2 separate regions of the Mus musculus genome follow, and region 1 is linked to region 2. The links are chromatin loops, found by intact Hi-C in ENCODE. Cell type or tissue: left cerebral cortex. All regions are shown on one strand. Links, peaks and the distances in the headings refer to the core of each region. The heading gives the core; the rest is flanking DNA. Region 1 overlaps D5Ertd615e (DNA segment, Chr 5, ERATO Doi 615, expressed). Region 2 holds the start of Ldb2 (LIM domain binding 2).

Evidence for each region. A loop is a pair of places that touch in the nucleus more often than their neighbours do. Peaks named below come from ENCODE experiments on the same cell type or tissue, not always from the same donor. Only the 100,000 strongest peaks of a DNase experiment are listed, where the experiment ranks them.
Region 1: it touches region 2 in a loop (4-fold over the local background); 1 of 42 quality-filtered maps calls a loop at or near these places.

What each region holds. Positions count from the first base shown.
Region 1 is chr5:45,122,790-45,134,622 of GRCm38, forward strand. All of the region lies in intron 5 of D5Ertd615e (DNA segment, Chr 5, ERATO Doi 615, expressed), which reads right to left. Among named protein-coding and RNA genes, the nearest start is that of Gm46912, 34 kb to the right of the region's middle. In left cerebral cortex, for the core only: no CTCF peak of the experiment used is centred there; DNase peaks (open chromatin) are centred at 5,417 and 6,280.
Region 2 is chr5:44,793,619-44,805,066 of GRCm38, forward strand. It overlaps Ldb2 (LIM domain binding 2), which reads right to left and starts at 6,128. Exons shown (of 8, transcript NM_010698.4): 1 at 5,744-6,128. The coding sequence starts at 5,875. In left cerebral cortex, for the core only: a CTCF peak has its summit at 3,879; DNase peaks (open chromatin) are centred at 4,505, 4,823, 5,132, 5,618 and 2 more places; H3K4me3 peaks cover 3,717 bases; H3K27ac peaks cover 2,061 bases.

The DNA.
Region 1 (11,833 bases), core at 1,393-9,392, 330 kb after region 2:
TTTCAGAGCTCTAAATCAGATAAATGATGGGCTCTCAGTGTTCAGGGGCCCACCCTGTTAGTGTTTCTCAAAGTGCAACACTCCAGCTACTGGTGAAGAAGGTTTGCATGTTTCAGAGACGCACGACTATATATGACTGTGGATAGTAAATGACTTGAACATTTTCTTTTTATCTCAGTACTCTTTAATCCTTTCATGTGTCAAGGTGAAAATCTTCCTGATCTGCTGATATTTCTGACCCTGTAGCCTTTGCCCACTGCCTCTTTAATGGATACGGAGAAGACCTAAATTGGATGATATGCAGCAGACGCCAGGCTGATCAGCATTGTGTTATTTTATTATTTTTTATGGCTTCCTCTATGACACATGATGCTAGCTTATTGTTCAACAGAAAAATTTTAATTTCCCTTTTTAGGCCATAGTCTATGGAATTGTAGAGAATGTAAGGTAAAGGTACTGATAGGTGATGGCCATAACAAAACTGTGCAGATGGTCCCTAGAAGGATGACATTTTGGAAGCAGTGACTAGGTCTAAGCCTCTCCTTTCTACATGAAAAATGTGAGGCTTGCAAAGTTCAAACATATCCTTAGTTTCATTCAATTCACTTGGAACTTAGTTGCTAAAGACCAGCTTGCCCAGGAGATGGGCAATGGAGCATGTTGACTATGTAAGGTGCATCTGTAGCAGCCCCCACTCAAGAACAGTGTCAGGTCAACTTCAGGCTGTGGTACATACAGACCTGCCTGAAATGAGCCAATCCTAATGCCGAATACTACTTGTCCACAAAGCAAAGTGTCATAGGACCATACTTAAGTAAGCTCTACAAGGTCTCCACTTGTAAAAGTATCAAGGACATAATACCATAGTCTACTGCTACTTCTCCTAACCCTCATACTAATGGCTTAGTAGCCAAAAACCAACATCAATTTTCTCATTGATCTTATGCTATTTTAAACAAAACAAATTCACTTAAATGTAACTGTAAATTTCTTCTTTCATCTTCTTCCTCTTCCTCCTCCTCTTCTTCCTCTTCCCCCTTTTCTTCTTCTTCTTCTTCTTCTTCTTCTTCTTCTTCTTCTTCTTCTTCTTCTTCTTCTTCTTCTTCTTCTTCTTCTTCTCCTTCTCCTTCTCCTTCTCCTTCTCCTTCTCCTCCTCCTCCTCCTCCTCCTCCTCCTCCTCCTCCTCCTTCTCTCCTTCTCCTTCTCCTTCTCCTTCTCCTTCTCCTTCTCCTTCTCCTTCTCCTTCTCCTTCTCCTTCTCCTTCTCCTTCTCCTTCTCCTTCTCCTTCTCCTTCTCCTTCTCCTTCTCCTTCTCCTTCTCCTTCTCCTTCTTCTTCTTCTTCTTCTTCTTCTTCTTCTTCTTCTTCTTCTTCTTCTTCTTCTTCTTCCTCCTCTCCTCCTTCCTCTTCTTCTCCAACTTAATCCTCACGTGTAAACTATTATTCAGCATGGCTCAAAATTATATATGTATTTTCTTGGCAGTTTAAATTTTTCAGGCATATCAAAACTTTCCTCATTAAGAGGGTAAGAATGCTTCATAAACTGCATATTCAAATATACTAGCTTCACCAGAGGGCTGTGTTCTTAGTTAGAGATAGCTAAGCATTTAAAAGCAGGTAATTTTGCTTAGGATATGTATGTTATCCTTGAAATTGTGTTCAAACCATTTAGATGCATATTTACCTATCATTTAGCTATCACTAAATATGAGCTTCAACCTAGGATATGACCAAATAATCATAGATTCCAGCGTGATGTGTTCAAATTAGTAAATTTTTGCTATAAGCATATTAATGATTCTTAATCAATATAAATGCAGTAAATTTTTTTAAATTATTAAAAAGCCTTCAAGTTCAGTGCAATAAGAATTACATTTACAGTCAGCCTGCCAAAGGTATTTCAAGAAACGCGTGATTTCTAGCCTCTGGTCATGTAAACTTGTAGCATTCATCGTATTGTGAAAATAGATCAGTCAGGAATGTAAAGGCTGCTCCCAGAAATAATAGCTGCATAAAGGTGTTTGGTTCCCCAGCAAATTAAAGATTGCTGCCTAACCTTCGCTTTCCACAGTGAGCCGCACACTGCAGCAACCTATTAATGGCATCGTTAGTTTCCAGGAGGCAGCGAGCATCCATGGAATGTGGATCTTAATGTACAGAAATAGATGCTCATCTACTCTTCAGCAATGCAACAGTCGTAATGCAATAAGCTTTGCGAGATGAAAACCCTGCCCCAATGAAAGTTTCTCCTTTCACTGAAATAAGAAAGGGCTGCCATAGAGTCAAGGCTCTTCATTTACATGAATGATCTCATAGCCCCACTAGAAATGTATAGTTAAACCCGGGGATTATTTGCTGGAAATGTTAATGTTAAACTACCTGCAGAATACATTGAGCTGTAGATAATACAAACCAATAGACATTGAGAAGAACTTTTCCTGAAAATGGAACTTATAAATATTTATTTAAAAGGTCAATAGGCTAACTTTTCTGCTGCTGAACGAAATTTATTACTACCATGTAAAGTAGCTGAAGCTAAAGAAAAATCAGTATTTCAAAATCTGTAGTATGTTAGGGCAGGTAGCTGAATGTAGGTACAGCAGACTTCAGTCCCATGTTCTAGAAATGAATTCTGTAGTAAACTAAACTGCCCTTGGGAACAACCTGTCAACCTGTGTGTGTGTGTGTGTGTGTGTGTGTGTGTGTGTGTGTGTGTGTGTAGCAGCTCTCTACCAGGATAAGAATACCTCCTAGCAAAGAAAATGGATATTTTTTTCTAGTGAAACTGAATTATAATATGAAACAAATCCCCTGAAACTGTGAAACTGCAACCCATACTGGTTGACCTGTGTGGTTAGCCCAAATATGGTGACTATTGTCCAAATGCCAGAAAGAAACAAGGTTTGTGTTGAAGAAGTGTATCCATGGGCTGTCATGATGGCTCAGGTAATAAAGGACCTGATATTAATCACAAGGACCTACAAGTAGAACGAGAGAACTGTCTCCTGCAAGTTGTTCTATGACCTCTCCATTCACTCTGTCGAATCTATATACACACAGATTTACACACACACACACACACACACACACACACACACACAGGCACACATGCAAGTGTATGCACATATGCACATGCACTCGTGCATGCACACATAATCAATAATATAACATAATTATTTTTCTTTATTTGTATGTGTGTGGATGTCTAGTAAGTGGTGTCTGTCACGTGTGTGCAAGGTGCCCATAAACATCAGGAGTGGATGCCAGATCCCCCAGACCCAAAGTAACAAGTAGTTGTGAGTTTCCCAATGTGGGTACTGGGAACTGAACTAGGGGCTTCTGGAAGAGTCGTATCTCCTGCCCAAATTAATTCATTAATTTGTAACTGTATCCATGCACTTTTCCAATGACACTTTGCAGACTTTCCCACCAAGAGGAAAGATTTGTGTTTTCAAAGTATGAATCCAGGCTGACCTTGTGGCTTGTCCTCAGAGTGACATTACCCTAGATCTAAGCCTAAGCCCTAAGAACTCTTGTGTGCTTGTCCTCTCCCTTGTTCAACACAATGGTCATGGCATGAGAAAGCCCAAATCATCCCTCTGGAAGGTAAGGGATCAAAGAGAGAGATGGAATCAAGTCAACCAAGACCATCCCAGCGAATCAGATCCCAGCTACAATCAGCCCTTCTTAGGCTGCAAACTAATAAGTTCCTTGCCTCATGAGCAATCGCCAATGGTGGTTGCTCATAATCACTCAGATTTGGGGTGATTGTTCATATAGCAAAATCTGCTACATCTTGTAACAAACTCAAAGCTAAAGAAAACGGTCAACACTTGAGCTTCATGTGAGGCAAATGGATGGATCTGAGCATTGTACTTTGGAAGACATGTCACTAAATCTGAAAGGCTTAAGGTACCTTGAGAAAGTAAGGATGCTTCCCTCCAAAAGGCCACTGGCTTGTGTTGAGTAACAGAGAAGCAGCAGCCACTGGCATGAAAGAGATTCTGCTGCAGGGTCCTTGCAGCAGCACTCGAAAGGCAGAGAATGGCTTGGGCAATTGCAGACTAGAAGGAAAGGAATTGGACTCTGGAGTTGAAGTGGGATGGACATCTTCTATAGCCTGCTAAACCTTCCTGTGTTTCCAAGAAGGGCAAAGAGAGCAAGGCCTCATCAGCATCCACTGCTCTCCTTGTCAACCAGATGCATTCAATTAAACAAAATTTCAAAGTTACTTGGATTAATATAAATATACCCTAAATATTTCAGAACTACACATACATGCTGCCCCCAAATAAAGAATCTCCCCAAGCCTCACTCACCATCTTTGATCCTGACTGTGAAAATGATATAAATATTATTATCAGTCTTTTGATCACTTACAAATTTGTGAACCATGTTTTGAAATAATGCACTGTAATGTATACTTGAAAGAGTGCAATAACCAGGACCAGCCAGACAGTTGGTAGAGAGTGGGCCAAATGGCGGCACTTAATGAAGCATGTTCTGTCGATACTCAGCCAGGGCTGAGAACTACTGATCTGTGCTTCCCCTATTGATCCCACGAAATGGGCCAAGTCCTCAGTAGAGATTTACTTTTTCTCTGAACTGTCAAGTCTGCCTGGCTTTCTGGACAACACCTGGAATTTCTCCTCTTCCAGAGTTTCCTTTTCTTTTTTTTCTTTTTTTTTTTTCTTAAACACTATGCTTCTTGTGCTTTGAAAATTATTTCCATCTAATTTTAGCTTCATTAATAACAATTATTTAGGCCTAAGTATGTGTTCAGCTGGTTCCTCTGCTCATCTGCATGTTATTTTCAACCTCTCCTGTGAGGAGTTAATGTGTCAATTGACATATTTTCAACAAGGGACAGCAGCGGTTTGTGAGATGAGGGCGTTTTCCATCTCACACCTCTAAGAAATGGACACAGTTTCTTCCCAAGTTGGAAAGGTAGGCACTTTCACTGTCTCGTCAAGGCACCAGGTCACCTAGCTGGTTCGGCTGGCCTCAGCATGCCACTCAGTCCTTTTGTTTTTTTAACATGACAGTGACATTTTCTCAGTGTCACCTTCAGGTAAATAGCACCTGGGAGAAGAAAAGATGCCTACTCCCATAGGGCTCAAGGAAAACCTTCTCCAGAAACACCCCGCTCAACTCCCAGATGGCTTTGTCATTTAAGAAAAATGTCATTCCTTAAGCATGAATGGCAGTTTGGGTGGCACGTCTGCCTACGTCACACAGGCTTCTCAGGATGTCTTCTTAATCATTGATCCACTTCAGCCAAAATCTCGAAAGTGAGTTTTAAAAGTGATTTTTAACTTTGTTAGCCTCTGTATATATGAATGTGAGTGCAGAGTGTACGGAGGCCAGATGAGAGCATGAGAACCCTCCCCGCCCCCAGATCTCATGTGAGTTGTAGGTGGGTATGAGTCATACAGCGTGAGAACCAACCTCTGGTCCTCTACAGTACACATTCTTAGTAGCTGCGCCATCTGTCTAGACCCAGAAATTGAGTTTTAAAGAAGTAGTAAAATTAATCTAAAAGTCGACACAGAAAAAAAAATGTGTATGGAACAAAATCATTAGAGACCTCAGAGCCAAATGACAAACCAGGAAGAATTTTAAGTCGTACCAAAACTTAAAGAATGGATATTCTAAATATATAAACATCTTTGTAAAACAACACTGCACACTAAGGCATCTAATTACTATTTCCACTAACAGGAATCCAGGATTCCAGAAGCAGTAGCCCACTCCTACTCTGGGACAGAAATGTAATAGATAAGCCCCAGGGTAGGAGGCACTTAAAGAGGTGCTTCCCAGCCAAATAAGGGATAATGTGAACTTGAGTAAGAGAATTAAATGCAATGGATTGAAACACATCTGTATATTCAAAACTATCAGTTCACAATGGTATCTGAAAACAAAACAAAATTGTGTGAACAAAACATTTTGTTGAAGTCATTGGAAGCAACTAGGGCAAAGGCCATTTAGTCCAAAAGTTAATCACTGAAAAGGAAAATAATATCAGTATGTATCTATTTGTTTATTTATTTCCTTATGTTTTCTGTAAAACTCTATCTCTCTGGGTGACCAAGAGTTTGATAAAGGGGAAAATACTACATATAAATACTTCTATTTCCTGGTTGTTGGGCAGTAAGGAGCCCCTTCTACCAAGCCTCATTGCTGTGATGTACTGCCTCACTCAGACCCAGAAGCACTGGAGCCAACACAGAAAATTGGTACTGAGAATTCTGCTGTTTCTGTGACTACCTGACCATGGAGTACAGAACTTTGGAATCAGTTTGTGGGAGGAATTTAGAGAAGTTGGAGATGCAGACTACAGAAACCAATGGGTGTTGAAAGTACAGCTTAATGAATGGCACCATGGGAGCTCAGGCGAGCAGAGCACAGACAGGAAACATGGCAGAAAATGTGATGGTGGTGGGGAATCAGGAGGGAACAGGACTATTTGAAATCAGACGCAAGGTCATAAATGTTTCATTATGTAACAACTTGTCTGCATTTAGCACACGTGGGGAGACTTTGAGATAGTTTTATGATAAACTAATCAATCAAGTCAAAGCAACTGTAAGGTAGACTAGACTATGACATGGGGATTGCTGGCTGCTTTTTGCCAGGGATTGTGTGTGTGTGTGTGTGTGTGTGTGTGTGTGTGTGTGTGTGTGTGTGTGTGTGTGTGAGAGAGAGAGAGAGAGAGAGAGAGAGAGAGAGAGAGAGAGAGAGAGAAGAGAGAGAGAGAGAGAGAGATTCCCTAAGGGCTCAATGATAACTCAAGATAACTCAAGAGTTGGAATCTATCATCATAGGTTCAAGGGTAGAAAAGTGGGAACTGATTTGAAAGACTAACAATTTTGTCTAATGGAGAAGGTAGGCGGTCCTTTGAGAGGATGAAAGATATTCCCAGCATGCAATCATGTACTATAATTATAGAGCTCCCATAAGAGAGATCCATGCCTTAATTTAGTGCTTTGGATTTCAGATGCTCTGGCTACTTGGCATTATGAAGACTCTCCTTATCTCAGGTTTGATCTTGCTCCTATCCCAAACTTTATAGCACAAGCTATGAAAACACAGGTGCATCATACTCTCTCACATAAGAGATGACTTGTTAGAAGGTTAGGCCAGGGGCAAATACTATAGTCTCAAAGCACTGAGTAGCCTTCAGTATAGTGCTCTGACCAGCTTCCCATGGCTTTATCCCATGGTCAGATATAGAGTTATATAATATATAATTTAGTTTTTAGGTGATATAGTATTAGCTCATGTTTTAGGCCATATAATATTATTAATCTCAGATTTGATACCGTTTGGGGAGGGGTGCTGCAAAACTCCTGAAATCACTATTCCTGACTTCCACATCTTGTTTTGGAATTCTTTTTTGTATGTTTCTTTCCTGCTTTTATTCAGAGAAGGGGCTGGACAAAAGTTCCTGAGTATGGTTTCATAGTCATTTTGAGCTGATTTGTTATTTTAATCTTAAATTTAGTTTGTTTTAGATAAAATTTTACATATAAACAAATACAATAGCAAATGGTATTAAATATATAGTTATCCCTTAGCCCTCAGGTTGTTCTTTAATTTTAATTATTTAAAATACAAATAGGTTTCTCATAACTCATCAGCTATTTCTTTAGAGAGAGGGTCTCCTTTATCTCAGGTTAGCCTCTACTGTGCTGTGTAGCTGAGGCTGGCTTTGAACCTCTAATTCTCCTGCCTCTGTCTTCTAAGTATATTATTTTCTTTACATTGATTTTAAATGGCATTATTTTTAATTTTTTTAAATTTTCTTTGTTGGGACATAGCGAGGAGATTGACTTTATGTTTCTGTTTCTGTATAAGCACTCTTGTGGACTTCACTTATTAATTTTAAGAGCACTTTTGTATATTCTTTATAGTGTAGTCTATGTAGAAAATTATGTCATATCCAAATAAGAAAAGTTTTGTTTCTTCCTTCCTGGTCTATTTTGGCAATGCATTTTTCTTGCCTTTTTGCACTGGTTAGGTCTTTAAAAATCTGACACTGAACACGCTCAGTATTGATTAGTGTATACTTTCATAACTGATCCACACTTGAGAGGCAAAGCATTTAATCCTCACCACTACCAATCATGTCACTAGTTGCTTTTCTGTAGGCAGTGCTGACAGTTTTTGCCTAAATGAGTATTAAACTTTGTCAATAGTTTTTTATGTAGCAATTGACATAAATAATCCTGTGCTTCTTCTCCTATATATTAGTGTCAACTCAGAATTCTACAGAAAATCACAGCCAACAGGATGTGTAGACAGACAGACAGACTGTCTAGACAGACAGACAGAAACACATACACACATGCACTCTCACACCCCCCCACAGAAGGAGAGAGAGAGAGAAAGAGAGAGAGAGAGAGAGAGAGAGAGAGAGAGAGAGAGAGAGAGAGAGAGAGAGAGAGGACACATAGGTGTTACTTAATGTTAATATTAAGACTTACTAATGCAACTCTGCAGAGTATCTCAGTTCTAGTCTAAAGTGCCTACTGCAGCACTAGAAGAATCCTATGCAACATCTGAAGGACATCATGGAAAAAGATCAGATGTTCTGGTCTAAAGATTATCTGGTACCAAGATCCTCTTCCTCTGGAGATGACCAAACCTGTGTTCTATTCAAGCTATCAACCAATGAAATGAGGCCCACTCTGCATCCTGCTTTCCTCAACCAGCTCTCTCATCCAATAAACACCCCCACAGAAACACATGGAACAATATGTTGTCTGGGCATCCTATGGCCTATGGTCTCCATTGTAGGCTGCTGCTGGTTTATTACAAATTGTACCTCCTGACATTGTTTTATCAAAGAGTTACTCTCTTCTTGCTTTAACTCAGCAGATAATCCCAGTAGGCCAGGAGGAAAGGCTATGCTATCACACAGCCTTTATCCTCCCCTCACCCTCACTGTTCCAACTCTCCCTCTAGCATAACTTTCCTTTTGTCTAAAGACGTCTCATTAGCAATTCCTAACAGGAGCAGGGAGTAAATTCTCTCCCATAACCAGGAGCTCAGGGCATCTTTCATGTTGAAGAATATTTGTACTCCATTTAGAACTTCTTCCTATTCTTTTTTTTTTCTTTTTCTTTTTCTTTTTTTTTTTTAAATACTTTTTTTTTCCATTTTTTATTAGGTATTTCGCTCATTTACATTTGCAATGCTATACCAAAAGTCCCCCATAGCCACCCACCCCCTCTCCCCTACCCACCCACTCCCCTTTTATGGCCCTGGCGTTCCCCTGTACTGGGGCATATAAAGTTTGCGTGTCCAATGGGCCTCTCTTTCCAGTGATGGCCGACTAGGCCATCTTTTGATGCATATGCAGCTAGAGTCAAGAGCTCCGGGGTACTGGTTAGTTCATAATGTTGTTCCACCTATAGGGTTGCAGATCCCTTTAGCTTCTTTGGTACTTTCTCTAGCTCCTTCATTGGGGGCCATGCGATCCATCCAATAGCCTACTGTGAGCATCCACTTCTATGTTTGCTAGGCCCAGGCATACTCTGACAAGAGACAGCTATATCAGGGTCCTTTCAGCATAATCTTGCTAGTGTATGCAATGGTGTCAGCATTTGGAAGCTGATTATGGGATGGATCCCCGGATATGCTAGTGTCTACATGGTCCATCCTTTTATCTCAGCTCCAAACTTTGTCTCTGTAACTCCTTCCAAGGGTGTTTTGTTCCCACTTCTAAGGAGGGGCATAGTGTTCACACTTCAGTCTTCATTTTTCTTGAGTTTCATGTGTTTAGGAAATTGTATCTTATATCTTGGGTATCTTAGGTTTTGGGCTAATATCCACTTATCAGTGAGTACATATTGTGTGAGTTCCTTTGTGAATGTGTTACCTCACTCAGGATGATGCCCTCCAGGTCCATCCATTTGCCTAGGAATTTCATAAATTCATTCTTTTTAATAGCTGAGTAGTACTCCATTGTGTAGATGTACCACATTTTCTGTATCCATTCCTCTGTTGAGGGGCATCTGGGTTCCTTCCAGCTTCTGGCTATTATAAATAAGGCTGCTATGAACATAGTGGAGCATGTGTCCTTCTTACCAGTTGGGGCATCTTCTGGATATATGCCCAGGAGAGGTATTGCTGGATCCTCCGGTAGTACTATATCCAGTTTTCTGAGGAACCGCCAGACTGATTTCCATAGTGGTTGTACAAGCCTGCAATCCCACCAACAATGGAGGAGTGTTCCTCTTTCTCCACATCCACGCCAGCATCTGCTGTCACCTGAATTTTTAAACACACTTTAAAACTGCTGTGTCACTGACTCCTGGACTTCACAGTTGTTAATGAGAACTTGTTTCACTTGGATAATTCTTCTCTAAGTAAGGCATCCATTTTTGTCTGGTTTCTTTCACATTTTGTTCCTCTCTGTTTTCATCAATGTTATTGCGATTTTTTTTTTTTAGCATAGTTGTCTTTTATTTTGTGCTGCTTGGTATTTCCTACATTTCTTAACTCTATAGATTGATTTCTTTGTCAAAATGAGAAAATTCTCAGTCCAACTGTTTTAGCTTCACACTCTTCTTGAGCTCAAAGACACCTTTTAGCACTCCACCCCATCACGAATTGTTCACAATGGACAATTGCTACCCATCTGTCTTCAAGCTCTCTGAAGCCTTCTCTGGCACGCCCATCCTTCCATAGAGCCCAGTCAGTCGGCTATTTTCTTTTTGTCATTGACTTTACAGTTGTAAATTCTGCCGTTATTTCTTCTTAGCTTTCTGCTGAAAACTATCCTTTCGGTCATGTTCCCAGCATCTGCTGTCAACTTTCACATTAGCTGTTTTAAGTCCTTGTCGAATGAACAAGCAACTATGTCACTGTAATCAAAAACAAAAACAAAAAACAAACAAAAAACAAAAAAACGTGTTTGAAGTTATTCTTTTCTATGAAAGTGGAGGTTTTTCTGGTTTCCCATATGCCAAGGAGTTTAGGATTAATTAGGTACACAGGAATAGAACATATATTAAAAATGTAATCATTAGAACAATTTTTGCTTGCAAAACAAATATATTTCCAGTAGAGAAGAATTTTTAAGTTAATAACAAGGAAAACAATCTATGACCCAATTGTAAGAATGATTATGTATTTCTCTTTATATGTAGCCTCTCAGAATGCATTGGACATTTCATGTCTACATAATTAATTGGATATTATAATGCCTATGCTTTCTCAATTAGAGATCTGAATCCTCTGGTTGCGATGTTAGCTTCTTTGCAAGCCACTCCTCTCCTCACGTTGGTCCCTGTCATGCAATCCTGGTGCCTTCGTACTTTCTTCTTTCCTTTTGAATCTATACCATCATCTCATTTCTCAACCAGGAAGCTGTCTTATCAGCCTCTGTCCCTCTAAGGACTCTCTTGCCATTATTGAGATTTCCAGAAAGCTTCTGATGTGCCCTGTATCCAGCGATAAGTCACTTTCCACCCGCACTGCCTCTGAATTGTGAGGTGGTCTAAATCTGCAATAAGTCCTCTGTTGTTTTCACTGTGGACTCCTCCTCCTACTCACATGGCAATGGCTTCTACTGAAGCAGTGCTCCTGGATTTTATTAACAGAGCACAGCTGATAGGACATAGTCTGCAACCTAATTCAGCCTTCTCCAGGCCGTCCTATACATCACACCTAGATCTGTTGAAAGTGAAAAGTAATGTTTATATCAGACAGAGAGACACAAACACACAGACACACACAGAGACACACAGAGACACACAGACACATACACACACACGGTAGGAAATACCCCTCACTTTCAGCACCCTTCTTGTATATCCCTCAGAA
Region 2 (11,448 bases), core at 1-8,000:
CTTGCTTGTGTTTTGATGGATGCTGGCAGAATCTACATCAAAAAAATAATAACTGTAGACTCAAATAAATGAAACAATACAAAACAAAACAAACAAGTAAAAAACCTGTGTCATAGCCACAATATAGTAGGGAGACATAGCTTGGAGAGCAGTTAAACATTTCCTAAACACTGTGCATTTTGATATTTTGAAAAGATGGTACTTTGATCACTTAGTATTTTGAAGCCTACCAGCTCAATTTACATTTAAAAGTTTGTGAGTGCAGCCCCTTCACCACTTACAAAGGGGATGTTTACAGCTGTTTGTTTTATATTTTGTTTGCTTACTCCCCTAAAGAGGTGCTCGGCTCTCCTTGTGAAAAAAAAAAAAATAAGTTAATGGTTGCAATGAGAGGAGACTCAGGGCAGCACTCTCCACACAATTTAAATCGATTTCTTTCGGAAACACAAACAAAACATTAAATGCTCAAAAATCTGCATCATACTTAAATCCTACTTCGTCACGTGTGTTGATTTCACCTGATAAGAATCTGTGATGCTTGGGAGTTGAAAGATATTTTTCTTCTTCTTTTTCTTTTTCTTCTTCTTCTTGGCTTCCTACGAGTAGTTAGTTTGCAGCAATTTTTAATTAAAAACAGTTCCCATAGTAAGAAAATGGGGTGGGGTGGGGGAACCTCAGGAGAAGAGAACTGTGTTCCCAAGCCCTGTACTTTGTTTTCTGAAGCCATGAAGGCAGCTTGAAAAACAAGGAGTTTGGAAGTTCCCATTTTAAAAGCTTCACTGTTGGTTTTATTTAACATTTTCAAAATAGCTGCTCTTGCTAATACCTGCCCCTTCCTCACTCTTCCCCAACCCCCTTCAGAAAGCCATAGAGAGTCCACTTTTTAACTGAACATTGAAAACTCTTTCATATAATGTAGCTCAGGGTACTGGCAAGTTTTCCTTCTGAATTCCTAGGGGGAGAGAACACCTAAGTATTACAAAACGTTTCCTTCTTTTCTACATATCCAAAGTAGCTAACCGACTCGGGTCTGTGGTCCATGGGAACCATGAAGGGTTCCGAGCTTCTCCGTGAATAAACACTATGCTCCAAGCTGGAACCCGGGCAGACAGAGAAAAAGAGGGCAAGGCACACACACCCTCTCTCGCCCATCCCTAGGGCGGTTTAGAGTTAAGCTGAGGAAGGGGAAAAAAAGTCGATTTGAATTTTAAGGTCTTCAAACATTTTGAAACCTTCCTATTTTATGGTATAAAACTGAAGACTATAATTAGACTAAAACCCTCCTGTGAACTGCTTTCTATAGTAGTCACAGTTTTCTCATTCACATACTGTTGATAAAAGAAGAAAAATTCAAAACGTAAGGACACGGCAGGTTACTGCTGTTTTATGTAATTTTATTAAAATTAGTGCAGTAACAAAGGGGGGGTTAGTTCAAAACATCTTCTTTGAAATGGAAGCATTCTTGGTCATTGGCTTTAAAAAATATGACCCTGAGAACTTATCTACAGTTTATCTAACAAAGAATTGTGTAAGTCAGTTTGATGAACTGGCTTAAGTTCTACAATAATCCAACATTAGTCACTCTCAAATTCATATTCATCAGGACACTCAGACAGCACACATATTTTTCTTTCACAGTGCACACCTCAGGATTTTTAAAAACAAACAAACAAACAAACAAACAAAAATCGGCTGGTTTTGTTTTGTTGTGGCTTTTTACAGACCAAATCCTGAAGTCTTTAGAAGATATTTTTATGTCCAATCTGATTGGAATCTTTGTGCCATGTTAAATTAAACTATATAACTGCAGAGTTGAAACTGTGTAGCCGTGTTCTCTCAAAAGAAATTTGCACAGTGTAACCATTCAAATAAATGGATTTTGGAAGACATGGGGGGGGGGTGTCAATTTATGGTAGCATGCTAAATGGAAAATGTAACATTTTTCTCTACTGCCCAACTGTGACACATCTCAAAGTTTCTCTTAGTTTTATTTTAAAGTGAGAGCTGGTGGGTGTAGGGTGGGGGTGGGGTGGGGGTGGGGTGGGGGTGGGGATTTCACACATTTACCGAAATCTACTAAGGTGTTAATGTTGTGAAGAGATTTTACTTCCTAGAACGGTCATCCACGTTTAAAATAGATTTGAATATTAGTTTTTTACTTTTAAGTGGGCTCATATTCCTTTCCAACGAGGTTAGGTCACTAGCTCTTAAACTCTTGTTTTCCCACAAAGATCAGAGAGCTGATAGGCCTCATGATAATAAAATAAATGTGGGCGCAGTGAGGTGAGAGTTTTCAGAGGCAGAAGCCCCATAGCAACTTTAGCTCCATGGGGGGTACCAGGCCCCCTCACAGATGCAGAGCTGCTATTGGGATTTCAATAGCAAGGGGTTCTGGAGTCCTCTCTACCTCTGCCACCCCCTTTCCACTCCAGGAAACCTAGGTTTAAATGTTAATTGAAAATCTACTTAGTCCAGGAATGGTTTGCTATCCTGGCGCCAGCTGGGCCAAGCACGCCAGGACGCAGGTTTTCCAGTTTTCGACAGAAATGGCTGATTCTTTCACTACCATGTGTAAGTTTGAACTAAATACAACCCATGGAATACTTTCTCATATTAAGGCAAACCATGTTGAGTTTTCAAATTCAAGGGATATGGTGGGTGATTGGCAGGTGAGGAGATCCAGACTCCACACTCACTACTTAGTGACAGGACCCAGCTAGGAATAGCATTAACTCCCAACCCAGTGCTCCTTAAGCCGACACAACCCAGTATCTAAAGGACACTGATTTAACCGAAAGAAATGACCATGTGTGAATATCCTAGGGGTCAATCATACAAGGGCAGTGAGGGACGTCATAGCTCTGCACTAGTTTATTACCTTTTGTTTTTTAAAGAGAGAGGTCTTTAGAATTACTTCTAATTTCTTCTTAGCTGAGTAAGTGTTCCAAAGAGAATGCAAAGTTAAGACAGACAGACAGACAGACAGAGAGAGAGAGAGAGAGAGAGAGAGAGAGAGAGAATCAGGAGGTGATAAAATAATAGTATATGGTGCACAGAAGAGGGAGAAGAAAAAGACACTGTGAGAGAATGCTTATGATTGTAGGGATTGACTAAGTAGTAAAGGTGATGGCTCGACAATCTATTCAATGTTATATGTGAACAGATGTCAGTTTTGCAGTATATGGTGACTGTAACCAGCTTCTACTCAGGTTGCATTATTATTTTTTTAAAGGCACCACTTGTAAAGCTACCTGTAACTTTTTTGTGCAAAGTTATTGTTTCTCCTCTAAGTACACATTACTATCAAATTTAAATATTTAATGTGAATCTATACATACAGTAGGAGCAATTAATGATTACTGTCCTTTTTTCACATGTTATGAAAATATATTTCTTGTGTTGAGACAAAGGTGTCGATATAATTATGTATATAATTACTTTTGAAAGACTTAATAAGAGGGTACATGTGTGGAGGTTGTTCCAGAACACACTGAAAAATAGCTCACAGTACTTTGATGTCAGGACGAATTAAAAACTCAAAGATTTGTCAAAGCAAGCTTGCCTCTCCTGGTTCTTCAGCTATGGTCAGAGTGAAATCCTGCAGTCAGAGCTAGCCTGCAATCTTCTAAAAGTTAGAAGTTCTTGGGTTTAGCTCTCAAGAAAGATTAATGTGTCATTTTGGAAAAGCATACTCCTAATGGGTCACTTTCCAAACATCTCAAACACGAACCAGTGGGTAATCTATTCCATCTTAGGGATTTGTATGGAGACCAGGATGGATGGGAAGTCTCCCAGCTCAAAGCTAGCTGCCCAGGGTTGTGGAAGGGTTGAGAGGCACCCAGAACCCAAGAATAGCTACCCTGCTTCAACCAGCAGGAGGATGGGAAGACACCATCCACAAAACCTCAACAACTTTCTACCAAGCAAGCAGGATACAAGTTGTCTTTCAATCCTGTGTTCAAGAATTAATCTATTGCAGTCTATGGTCTCTATTATTATTATTATTATTATTATTATTATTATTATTATTATTATTGAGAAATAATTATACTTAGCAAAGAGATTTTTTAATTGTATAATTTTTAACATTTTATTGATTCCTTCTGACGGTTCCTTTTTCTGTTCAACATTTTATTACTATTACTGGGTGCCTCAACTCTAAAACCTTCCCAGTCTTCCCAGTTCTGAAAGCAGCCTCTGCCACTGATAGCTTAGACAGGGACTGAAGATTCATTCCAACACACTCTTACAAAGATTGTAATAGAAGATACAAGCTAGAACACACATATAAAGCAACACACACCACAGGCATATGCACACACACAAACACACACACACACACACACACAATCCTATTTACTGCCAAGAACTCAGCACTCTAAACACCAGAGTTTACACTCTACAGGAGCTTCTGGCTTCTAGAAAGAGGCGACGTGCCAGCAATTATATTTAACATCCATGGTGCATTAACATATAAAGAAAATAGCAGTGATAAAGAGAGCCAGGCTTTAAAACACACACACTAACACACAAAAACAAAAACAAAACCCCACAAGATCTTGTCCAGCAGTTAGCCAATCAGAAAACAGGTCACATCATCTTGTTAGCCCTATTCAATACATTAAACATCAGGAATTCTCTATGGCTCAGCAGACAATTCAAAGCAAGTGTGTTTTATTTTATCATGCAAACTTAATCAAATCCTTTCTCAGAGTTAAAAGCCAATCTTCAATCTAACTACCTACCAACGCTATTCCCCCAACACCCCTGTGGCATGACTCCTATGAGCATTTGTACTATGCAGCGAAAACTCAATTCCCAGAGACTTCTATTTCTTCAAGAGACTTAGACACACCTACAATAAACACTTCAACACCAAGTCCCACCTTACAGGCAGATGAGCACCCGGCAGCAGAGTGCTTTGCCACTCGGGCAGCCCAGAGAAAAATTAAATATTTAAATTGTGAAAGAGGAGTCTGGAGTTTTGCATTTAGAAAGTTCTGAAGAAGTCCCTGGACTGGCTCACTGCCTGAGAGGCTCAGCCTCCCTCTCTCTGGAGATCCCAAATGCACTCAACTGCTTCTGGCTTGAATGGGGAGCTAACTCCTGTCCCAAGGTAGAGCCTTGGGAGGCACAACCACCAGAGAGACAAGAGGACCCCACTTCCTCAGTCAACCTGTCTCTGAATTTAACACAGGCAAACGTGTGTGTCTTCCCTGAGCCCACCTCCAGGGAGTTCTGAAAAGTACACAAGGCTGCTCTCTTGTCCCTTTTACCTCAATTTTAGTCACTTTGAAAAAGTAAGTTCAGGTCAAACCAGACTTCCTCTGGAACTTGTAAATATATGAATATATGTATACATGATATTACACACACAACACAGACGCAAACATCCACAAAATCTCTTGCAGTCTATATCTCAACAAACACGACCATCTCTAAGCCTGTAAACATCAGAGTTCTGGGAAACCTGAATTTCTAGAGACTCGGCATGTGAACCAAGTGGCTTGTCTCTTTCCAGATACTAAGATTCCGGCAGAAACTGTCCCCAGCTCCAAGAGTTACTGTCGCTGGAAACCCAGCATTCAAACTCGAGGGTTCACCCAGCTGTGCTTATATCCACCTACGTGATAGTAGCTGGTGGGACACTTCCCACAGAATTCAGCTAAGAACCCCAGGAAAAGCCCATGCACAGTTTTTTTTTAAAAAATCCACAAACACACGCCAAGGTTGAAGAACTTACCTCTGTACGAGACTGCAGTCTCTTGTTCATCTCATAGATTCGGTACTCTGGCTGTACCATGTATGGTGTATGTCTCCTATAAAATGGGCCGAAAGGAGAAGAATAGAAGGGGTCATGTGGTGTGCTGGACATCTTGCCTGCTTGTCGAAAATCAAGCTTAATAGAGTATCAGGAACGTCCATGCAGAGCACATGGGCTGTGTTCTTCACAGTACAAAGTAGACGCACGCACACACGCTCACACACACACAGACACACACAGAGGCAGGCAGGCAGGCAGGCTGAGCACACTGGCTGGGAAGTGCTGTGGGAGCCCTCTATAGCGAGAGAGGAGAGGGAACGAGGAGGGAGAGGGAGGGAGGGAGCGCGGGAGGGGAGGGAGCACTGGAGCTCTGAGAGGGAGAGAGCGGAGGTTGGAGGTTGGGAGGGAGGAAGGGAGGGAAGAAGGAGGGAGGGAGAAGGGGGAGAGTGAGTTGAGAGAGAGAGAGAGAGAGAGAGAGAGAGAGAGAGAGAGAGAGAGAGAGAGAGAGAGAGAGCTGGATAGCTAGAGGCTCCAACTGCTTGTTTTTAAAGAAGCAGTTGGTGAAGGGGTCATTTCCTGTCCACACTGTAGACTAGTTCAAAAATATAATTCTCCTCCTAGTCTGACAAGAAGTCTAAGGCTGAGTTTTAGTCCCCCCCCCCCCCCCATTGCTAAGCTTGTTAGCAGAGAGGTGGGTTCACCCACTGCCTAAGCCTCTCGCCCCTGACAGCCACACTGTTGTAATGTATCAGAAATGGGATGACTCCCAAACACAACAACACTGGCACTCTGGTCCCTCTGATTTGGGGTTGGTGATTCACTCCCTCTGGAAGATTCCTCCGGGCTCTCATCTCCCAACAGAGTTTTGGCTGTACCTGCTGTACTTCGGATAGGAAGCTGAGCTGTATCTTAGCATTCCCCTCCCCCCTGACTTCCAAACTACTCCTATTCCCAGCCCCCTTCCTAACCTCCCAAAAGGGGGTTGTCCTGCTTTTGACGATGGTTTTAGGGGGCCTACATTTAGATTACCTGTACAGTCTCAGGTAAAAACAGTATCACCCAGACCTGAATGTGGAACCATCTAAAAATCCATCCAAGAGGCAATGGGCTTTTATTTCTAAGAGGTATTTCTAAGACAAGAAAAGGATCCAAAAAGCAGACTGCTCAGGAAGATATGAAACGCAAAGGAAAAAGCATCCCATAGAAATGTCCATGGAAAATTCAGTTGAGTAAGAAATTGCAGATAATTGAATTTATTGCCCCCCCAAGTAACAAGCCCAACTCTGATGGGGACAAGGTCTTTGCTTCCTTCCCAGAGTGGCCAAGTCTATAAATCTTAATTGTGGTGCATGACAACTAGAAGAAACCCCAAATAGCCCTGGGGAGGGGGGCAGAGTTGCCACAAAGAATTAGGGAATCTAGGAAAGATCCAATTGGCCCCACACTTACTCATATACAGGACACTTAAACAAAGCCAAGCCCCAGAAAATTCAGTGCAGGAGTTCACACCTAGCTAAGTCAGCGGCTTTAAGGGGGAAGGGGGAAGGGACCACAGAAAAACAAGATGGAATGTAAGACCTGGATGCAAATGCATGCAAATGAGACATTTCTTCTTTTTAATAAGCAGATTAATTAACTTTCTGCCCCAGTCATGGCTTGGGGTATTTTAGAGTCACTAGCCAACAGAGGAATAATAGGTGCTGTTAGATCTGTGGTTTACATTCAGGAGTAAAATTGTCCCCAAATTGCTGTCTTGATCACTCTTGTCTCCCACCTGCAAGAAACATCCACCCCAAACTTCCAGCGGTGCAGCCTAACACAGTCATGTCACTTGCCAGGATGGGATTAGAGGAGCTATTACTTCTAGGCTGCTGAGAACATGTGTCTGGGGACCCTAAGGCAGGCCAGCATGCTGGGTTTCAGGTTTCATTACAAATCTAAAAGCTGGGCCAAATTTGCTGCAAGGTTTGTCAAAACACACAACCTCCTAAAGACGAGATTTCAAACAAATTCCTTGTGATTTATGTTTCAGTATGGCGGCCATTGCAAAAGCCAACAATTCCTTGTGCACAAACTCCCCAAGTAAAGACATTTCTGAGCTCAATGCCTGCCTGAGTTTGTATTTACCTCTTCATGGCAGTGCTAGAGTCAAAGGAGTGCCCAGGCAGCTGTGTGCAGCCCAGGAATGGTCAAACCCCACAAAGGGAGAGCTGTGCTCCGATTTAGGCAAGCTTTACCCTGGGTTGTTCTTGCAAAGCACTCCAAGTTACTTCTGCAAATATTTGCTGTTTGTCCCTAAAACTTTCGCATGCAACTTTTCAAGGCTTGCTCCTCTTCCATGAAATTGCATCTTTGTACTTTCAAGAGGCTCCAAACTGGCTTTCTGCTCACAGATTTACAGTCATCTTATTGCTTGCAATTATCCTTTCTCCAATCAGAATGTTCAGCATAGAAAACAGAAACTGACCATATTCTATGCTTTTGCTTTTAGCAAAAAAACACATTACCCATAGAAAAATGTCTGAGTTCTCTACATTAATGCTACAAGGGCACTTGAGGCTTAAGAAGATCTTGGTTTCTTGATCATTCATTCATTCATTCATTCATTCATTCGTCATTCATCTATTTGCAATCTTTTATCTTTCCTTTGCAAGGAAATAATCTTTCCTTCATGTGTCACACATTAATGTTTTTGTCCCTTCTTTACCTATGAATACCCATTCATCATTCTACTCAGCTAAATTATTGTCTTTTGCATTAACCATTTAAGTTTTATTTACTGTTCCTATATGTTGGAAGGAGGTGCATATGGAAATCTGAGGACAACTTTGTGGAGTTGATTCTCTCCTTCCACATTTACATGGAATCTAGAGAGCAAAAGACTGTAGCTCAAGGTTTCTGAGGCCAGTACCTTTGCCAACTCACTGCCCCATAAACTAACCTTTTTAAATTCATCATTACTTAATTTAGCTGTCTTCCACACTGGGTAGAGATGTCTCCAAGACCTACCTCACATATCACTCCTGCTGTGGGGACAATGATAGTGTGGAGTTTATAAGGACCCTCTCACCTATGTTCCCAAGCGAAGTTATGGTTATTGGGATATATGGTTACTGGGTACCTGTTTTTAGCTTAGGAGTTTTAGAGGACAGGCAGGTCAAAGCTGACACAATAGAAAGGCTACTCTATTTAGTGACTGTAAGGAAGACACCTCAGAGAAGAGCTGGTCAACGCTGGAAACATCATTCAAGTTGTAGTGCATGCTGTGATGGGGAAAAGTTAAAATGAGAGATAAAAGAATAATTCCCCCTTTGGGTCAGCTGTGCACTTTCTATGTACTTTCCTTTGAGAACTTCCACATGGAAAGTAGTACTTGCTGCCTGTGGTTAGGGCTTACTACAGCCAGATTCTCTGTTGAAGACTGAACTCAGAGTACAAGTATTGTCAGTTATTTTCACAATAGATCTACGGGGCTGATTTAATTACTATCCCCATATTACAGATATAGAAATTGAGGCTGCAGGAGACTCTACAAGGACATGCAGTGAGGAAGTATTAGAGACAAGGTTCGCATACCCTTTGTCAAGCTGATCTTCAGCATCTCCTCAGTCTGAGAGCACCCAGTGGCCATTGAGGTACTTAAGGAGTATGGACTATTGAAATGGGGACAGACGTAGAGCGGCAAGGAGGCTCTTGGCCTGAATTTTATTTTTCATCTTGTACATTCTCATACTCTGCAGTCCCCCCTTCTCATTCTAGATTTTTCTCTAGAAGCCTGGTCTAGCCTTTCCCAGCAGCCTCATTGTCAACAGTCTCCATCCCCTGCTGAATGCCCACTTTGCAGCATCAGCTTTCTGCTTGCATCTGTCCTGCCTTCTTTCCCTGCTGCTCCAGAGATCAGCTTTCAGTCTTCCCCCTCTGGCCCACAAGGAAAGGAAATCAAGTGCTCATCAGCCCTTCGATACAAATAGGAAAATTCAACATGGTGGGTCGGTATACTGTCAAAGCATGAGCAAGGAGAAAGCCTGGGGACACTTCTATGGCCCCGACAACTGAGCCATGCTTATTTACTTATTATTTTGCATTTTGAACATTGACAACGTTCTAAACATTCTCCCCCAGATACTCTAGGTACCCTAAGCAACCACCCTGCTGCTTCAGCTCAGAACCTAAGTTAAAACAAATTTCTGTACACTTGTTGCACAGAATGCTTGCTTCATCTTCCACTAAAATACCTCCTTGTGACTTCAAACAGAAAGGATTTCACCAATCCCAGTTCTCATCTTTATCTTCCCTTGGAAAACCAGCATCTGGCAGCTATTGGCCCCACCCTGACTTTAAGTCAGCTGGATCTCCCCTCTCTTCCACTTCTCAAGGCTTTTTGCCAGTCAAGGTCTTATCTTTGACCTTGGCTGGTCCCCTTTCTCAGTTCATTGGCATCCTTGCCAGTTTCTTCTACTCAGATTCATTTACTTCAGAAAGCTACTTTTCCCAACCACTACTCAGGGCTCCCTCTCTGTCCTTCCTCCAGTACCCAAGCCTTATCTTATCAGCCTGCCTTTCGTTAAACACACATTTGGCTAGTGGGCAAGTGCAAGGTGCAGCCATGATGTGCTGGAAGAGAAAGACTTATAATCTCTGCTTTTAAGTTACTAAACATATAGCCAGCATATGGACCAGGGGATGGTGGAAATATTATTCTTCAACTCTGAAGTCTTTACCGTGGAAAAGCAAGCAGAAATTCAGTTCTCAAGGACAAACATCTGAGCTTTACCAGACGGCCTTGAATTGTGACATCTACATTCTGTCATGTGGCCATGAAACCTAATTTCTCTTTGCTTCAGTGTTTTTGTTTGTAAAGTGGGTACCAATAGCAATCCTATCTTTCTTATAAAGATGGCAAAAGCTAATGAACATAAGTTGATCACAATAGTGTCTGGCAGTCACTGTATGGTCATAATCATTAATACTTTATAAGAGACTACAGGAATAAACCGATCTCAAAAATGAAGGTAAATTGATAACACGGAGTTCAGAGAAGAGGCTGGGATGGTTAATGGATGGCTGTAGAGGTGGGACAGAAAGCTTGAAAGGCGTCTCCAGATTTACAAATGAGAACGACTAGGAATCCATTCAACCACATAAGCCAAGGACGGATTCAGAATGGAGATACCTCCTTCTTAAGGATCTTTCAGAGGGACAAAGCGGAAGGACAGAAATATCACAGCAAGATGAAGAGATGCCATGCAAATGAACATACCTGACATCAAATATGACAAGAAACTGGAAAGAGGAAGAAACAGTAAAAAGGTGTATCTCTAACTGATCATGAATGAAAGAAGGAGCTAAAGGAGTGGAAGTGGAGGGGCAGCTGTGGAAATATAGTACTCAGGCATAAAACTCTCAAAATGTATATTACAAAAAACAATGTTTGTTATTTTAAAAAGAAATGAAGCCAATGTAGAGTAACATCCGTGCCATTTAAGAAGATCTGCTCATTGTTACTTACACGCTGAATAGCCCGTGTCCATCAGTATTCTCCCACAGAAGTAGTAAGTGCTAAAGGGAGGCTTGCTAAGTCAGCTTCCACGGTGTGGTACAGGTAGTCCAACAATGGCTACCCCATACCAAACAGATGGAGAACTTGGTAGTTGTGCCTTCTGTAAGGCTGCATGCCTCAGCAC